Regions from separate parts of the Homo sapiens genome. Here region 2 is linked to region 1. The links are chromatin loops, found by intact Hi-C in ENCODE. Cell type or tissue: Calu3. All regions are shown on one strand. Each heading gives the region's core, and the rest is flanking DNA. Links, peaks and the distances in the headings are about the cores only. Region 1 overlaps LOC107985941 (a long non-coding RNA gene). Region 2 has its middle 73 kb from the start of C1QL2.

The links. Hi-C counts contacts between places; a loop is a spot of excess contacts. Peaks named below come from ENCODE experiments on the same cell type or tissue, not always from the same donor. Only the 100,000 strongest peaks of a DNase experiment are listed, where the experiment ranks them.
Region 2: a loop joins it to region 1, with 2.0 times the contacts of the local background. A loop is called at or near these places in 1 of 110 quality-filtered maps.

Annotation. Positions count from the first base shown.
Region 1 is chr2:119,173,162-119,176,073 of GRCh38, reverse strand. It overlaps LOC107985941 (a long non-coding RNA gene), which reads left to right. Exons shown (of 3, transcript XR_001739665.2): 3 at 345-2,912. Among named protein-coding and RNA genes, the nearest start is that of C1QL2, 16 kb to the right of the region's middle. In Calu3, for the core only: a CTCF peak has its summit at 1,435 (motif pointing right); a DNase peak (open chromatin) is centred at 1,443.
Region 2 is chr2:119,084,670-119,087,581 of GRCh38, reverse strand. No RefSeq gene overlaps it. Among named protein-coding and RNA genes, the nearest start is that of C1QL2, 73 kb to the left of the region's middle. RefSeq lists a silencer at 1,729-1,895. In Calu3, for the core only: no CTCF peak of the experiment used is centred there; a DNase peak (open chromatin) is centred at 1,771.

The sequences.
Region 1 (2,912 bases), core at 91-2,590:
GAGCAACAGACCCAGAGAAGGGACCTAAGGTACTCAGTGCATGGAGAATTAGGGCCAGCATGGGAACCAAGCTTTTTATAACCTGGGCGCGCTTAAAGCCAGGGGCACCTGCACCACCGTCTTTTAGCCAGCACCTCCTGACCCCCATCAGTGCCCTCGGCTCGTACCCCGAGGAGGAGACTCGGGACCAGGCTCGGTTTTCTAGACTATTAGCTGGAGAAGTATAGCTGCAAGAAGTTGCTCAAGACACTGTCCTTCCAGACCCGGAGGATGTTGGGTTAGGGGAGGAACTGAAGGAGAGGGTGGTTCAGGCTTATCACACAGACTGACTGACTCTCTTCCAGACCTCAGTCTTATCCGTCAAATGGAGACCACGATATCTATGATCCCAGCTACAGTGGCAATGTTCCCTCCCTGCCAGCCGGCTGTGAGGATGACTTATGATGGCTGTGGAAGACTTGCTTCTGAATATACAGACTCTTGTGGAATGCAGCAAAAAGCCTGTGAAGGCTCCAAATAGAACTGGGTTCGAATACCACTTATGCTACTTGGCTACTGTATGACCTTGGGGAAGTTGCTTAACCTCTCTGAGCTTCAGTTTCCCCATCTGTAAAACAGGACTAATCACTTAAATCTGGAATGGTTGTTATGAGGATTACATCAGAAAACTCAGGCGACATGGCTGGTGTCTCCAAACGGCTGCATACATGCCTCGAAACCTCCTCACCTACTCCCCTTGGCACTTTCAAACTGCTATGATTTTGTAGAAAGGTGTGGAATTTAATCTCTGATCCGCTCCCCTCTGGGAGGTGATCTGCAGGGGCGAGGCTCCTCATGCCGACAATGGGCCTGTGCTTGGTGTGGGTGGTGGTTCCCTGTCCATTCCCTCTGGTCCTGGAGCCCTTCTGTTACTGGTGCACTGGGATCCTTTCTGCCTGAAGGCCTCTTTATGAGTCACGTAAACGGGGACCTGGCAGGGGTTCTTTAGAACAAATATTTCCACTTTCTTTAGAGGATCTGACTCTCCAGTTTCCCAATTAATGAGAGCTCAGGTTGACCCTGGATTTGACAAAAGCTCGCTCCCACTTTCAGGTTTGCCGACAGACTTTCGTGCTCTTCCTCATCCCCACTTTATTTCTACCAACCAGAAAAATTACCCCTCCTCCCTCTGCCGTTCTAGATTTTACCAGCCTGGGCGTTCAAGAGCCCCTATCCTTAATACCCCCATGCGTTGGCATGTGGTTTTCTGAGGCCCAGAAATCCCTTCCTTTCTTTATCCTCTGGTTCATAAAACTCCGATCAGACGGCCTCTTTCTCCGGGAACCCTTCTCTGGTCTTTCCAGACACAACGAACCCGGCCGGCTGCTGTGGCCTACGCTAGAGGCATCTGGGCAAGAAAGGATTAACGGTAATAACTGCCCACGGCCACCAGGGGGCATGCTACCCGGGACGGCTCAAGGGCTGTGCAACGTGGGGCTTTTGTCTAGTTGGAACCCCAAGCACAAAGTGACATTGCAGTGGTGTACCTGGAGCCCTGGACCATGGGGCAGCAGTCAGAAGTCAGTAGGCACTGTCCTAGGCAGACAGACAGGAATGCAGCCCCACCAGCCTCTGCAGTCTTTCACAGAGCACCCGTAGAGACCCAGGGCCTCCCGCTTCCCTGAGGAGGGGCTGAAGCAGCAATGCAGCCGGTCAGGAGCTTGTCTAGATTTTTCAGCAGAGAGGGAGGTTTCAAGCACATCTTGCTTCTTCACAGAGTCCCCAGCCCAGGGGGCTTTGATAGGGTAAAGCCTACCTGCAATTAGAATCACGATTCTGGCCCAGAGTGGGCTAGAGCAGCCCAGCGGACCCCTCCCCAAGTCCCCTCCCAAGGATGCTCCTGGCTCTCCAGGCGATAACCACACCTAATTTGTACTTTTTATTATTTATTTTTTTAGTTTTTTGAGATGGAGTCTCGCTCTGTGTCCAGGCTGGAGTGCAATGGCGTGATCTCGGCTCACTGCAAATTCCGCCTCCCGGGTTCAAGTGATTCTCCTGCCTCAGCTTCCCGAGTAGCTGGGATTACAGCCACGCGCCACCACGTCTGGCTAATTTTTGTATTTTTAGTAGAGACTGGGTTTCACCTGTTGGCCAGGCTGGTCACGAACTCCTGACCTCAAGTGATGCCTGCTTCGGCCTCCCAAAGTGCTGGGATTACAGATGTGAGCCACCGCGCCCGGCCCACCAGATGTGTACTTCTGAGGGGCCTTTGTCCCCTTACTTGTCTGCTACCTCCACCAGGTGGGAGCCCTTCAAGAGCACTGGCCACGTCTTGTTCACCCTGGCATCCCTAGTGAGGCCTGGCCCAAGTGAGTGACCTGTAAATGGCACGCCAAGGCCCTTCAGGCTCACTGGGTTTCCTGTGGACACGGCATTCTCTATGTGTGCCTGTACCCATGTGCTCCTGGCACACTGGAGGGGCTCACGTGTCCCACATAAGAGAGGTGAGTGGGGGCAGGGCCTGGCCAAGGAGCTGGATGAGAGGTGGGGCAGGCCTCATTGAGCACTTGGGAAATTAATTGAGGGGTCCACATTGAGCTCCCCACTCTCTCCTTCCCCTCCTCTTCATGAAACTCTTCAGGACCTCGCTGTCTTGTCCTTGGGTGACATGAGGGCCGGTCTTAGGTGTCGACTTGGCTAGGCTACAATCCCCAGTTATTCCATCAACACTAATCTAGGAGTTGCTGTGGAGGTATCTCGTAGATGTGTATCTTAGTCCATTTTCTGTTGCTATAACTGAATACCAGAGACTGGGCAATTTATAAAGAAAAGAAATTTATTTCTTAGAGTTCTGAAGATTGAGATGTCCAAGGTTGAGGGGGTCCATCTGATGAAGGCTTTCTTGCTAATGGTCAGTGCAGGGCATCGTATGG
Region 2 (2,912 bases), core at 241-2,740, 89 kb after region 1:
CACCCTTAATGCAAGAGTAGCTCATGCAAATTGTGGAGTCACGGGTGAGGCCAGTCCTGTGTGCCAGAGGTCATCCAAACCCCAGCACCCACAGGGATCTTCCTAGATACCCTACTATCCCCAAACTAAGAACATCCCTTCTCCAGCCTTTCAGACGATGTCTTTCCAGCACTGGTGTCTCTTTGATGAATGGGGAATGACATTGCTGGTGCCACTGATGTGACTACACCTACGCCCACCCCCGACATGGTAGCCATCATCTCAATAAAACTCAGTAACACCAACCTTCTGAAACAAATGGGACAAGTCATGGCCTCTTTTTACTCCTTTTTCCTTGGTCTATAACTTCATTTGCTTTTTAGTGTCATGAGGGCAGTGGCATAGGATTATGAAGCCTGGAGCCTTACACCCAGAGATTTTGATTTAATTGGCTGAGGGATAGCCAGAAAGCTTCAAAGAAGTTTCCATGTGACTCTGCTGTGCAGTTGAAATTGAGAGCCACGGATAGTCCAACACCTAATTTCACTCCCCTGCCCCCACAATCTGCTGCTACAAACAAAGCTTCAGGCACAGGTGACATTTGGCTGGAATTGCTGTTCCTCTGTCTTTATTTCTTGACTACCTAGATCCAGAAACTGCTTGATTTTCACATCTGTTATCTTATTTGATCTGCAGAAATGAGCTGGATGGAGATATATTTTGTTGGTAGAATGGGCCTAACCTCATAAGACCTTGTTGTTTTAGGATCATCTTTTAGGATAATCCCCTTTCTGCTTCCCTTGGCCTTGGTAAGGATTCAGAAAGCAGGGAGGCTCAGAAAACATGTACCCTAAGCATTGCCCCCAGCCCCTCCACTGACAGCTCAAATTGGGCGACTGAAGCCACTGTCGAACTTCAAGGTATCTTTGTACCGAGCTCATCAAAAAGCAAACACTCAGGCACTTGAATAAGATAAGCAATTTGTGGCTTTGTAAAAAGTCAATGCAATTCAATTTAGACCTCTTAAGGAGTGCCGCTGCCTCTCACATGTATTGTTTCCTTGTATAACCTGCTCCACCGAAGGGACTGCAGATTCGTCTTCTGTTTGCGAAGTGGGATGAAGTCCCTGGAACAAGTGACCTTCAAGAGCTGCACAAAACTTATAAATGAAGCTGTCGCCAAGAAACCTCATTCTTGCCTCAGCTCACAGCTTTCTTCCTTTATATAGATTTGATTTTCCAAATGGCAGATTATAAAACTAGCTATTTTTTTCATCCTAAACACAAATGCTTTAATTTCTTGTCTTTTTTTTTTTTTAAACAAGAGTGATGTTTTTAAAATGCAATCTCCACTCTAATCTTTACCACTTTTGAAAGGCTCCATTTTTTTTTTTCTCTTTTAACCCACGAAGTTATCTTTGGTGCCGGGGGCAGTACCCCTGGAATGTTCCTTTGTCCTCTCAGCTGTCTCAGGCCGGAGGTGGATGTTTTTTCTTGCTATTTGTTATTCTTTTTGTCATAGAACAGATTGCTCTTGGCTTCTCTTTATTTGCTCCTTTGTTGGTTTATTTAGAAAATAGGGCCAGTGTAGTCCTACCATGTCAGACAAATCCAGGGAAAATGAGAATAATAATTTTAAAATTACTGTTAGTGATCATCTACAATATGCCAGATACTGCACTTGGTGTTTTACATGTGCTTTTAAGTTTAATCCTTGCGGGCCAGGTGCAGTGACTCATGCCTATAATCCCAGCACTTGGGGAGGCCGAGGTGGGCGGATCATCTGAGGTCAGGAGTTCAAGACCAGCCTGACAAACATGGAGAAACCTTATCTCTACTAAAAATAAAACATTAGCCAGGCATGGTGGCGCATGCTTGTAATCTCAGCTACTCGGGGGGTTGAGGCAGGAGAATCACTTGATCCTGGGAGGTAGAGTTTGCGGTGAGCTGAGATCAGGCCATTGCACTCCAGCCTGGGCAATAAGAGCAAAAACTCTGTCTCAAAATAATAATAATAATAACAATAATAATAATAATAATCCTTGCAACAGCACTGTGAGATAAGTATTGCCAGCTTCATCTAATTGATGAGGCTCAGAGACAGGTTATGCAACTTCCTGAGGTCACACAGCTCCTAGATGCCAAAGCTAGAAGTCAAAAGCATGTCTGGCTAAATCCTCAGCAAGATCTCCAGTACTTCACAGATGTTGCTTCCTGCTTAGTTCCTCATGCCTGGAATGCAAGAGCTTCTTAGGTAGCACCTTCTCATATAGCTTCTCCTGGCCCATATCCCTGGGCATCCAAAGCCACTTGCTTGAAGAACTCCAGAGACCAAAGGGTGGCAGTTTTGGAAGTTTTCTCTTTGATTTCATTGTCACGTCTATATTAATGTTAGGCTTCTGCATGATCATTAGTGTTGCAACTTAACTCTGCTTGAGATGTTTTCACCCACATTAGAAGCATCCTTGCCTCTCTTGGATCACCTTTGTGGAAAACCCCATCCATTGCCTTAGGACAACCATGGGGCTTGAAGTTGTACCCAAATACATGGGCGCAGCACCTGGGGACAGGATATTGTTGTGGTCCTGCATTTCTTCCTCTCCACCTTTGGCCCAAGCATCCCAGAATGGGCCCCAAAGTGAACATGGACAGGCACTTCGTCCTGCCAGAGTCAGAAAGATCCCCCATCCCTACCACACATTGCCACCATCATCAGAAATTCAAAGACAAAGGCACCAGGCATCGGGAGGTGTCTAATACGCTTAGGATAGAATACCAGCAAGAGGGGGAAACACAGAAAATGCTGAATTGTGAAGTTTGGTCTAAAAATCTCTCCCAGCTATTTGGACCAAATCCAGACCTAGCGGCCTCTGAGTGAGCTGAGTAATTGCAGCTCAGTCTTCCTCCATATTCTCATCACGGGTGTCCCTGTGC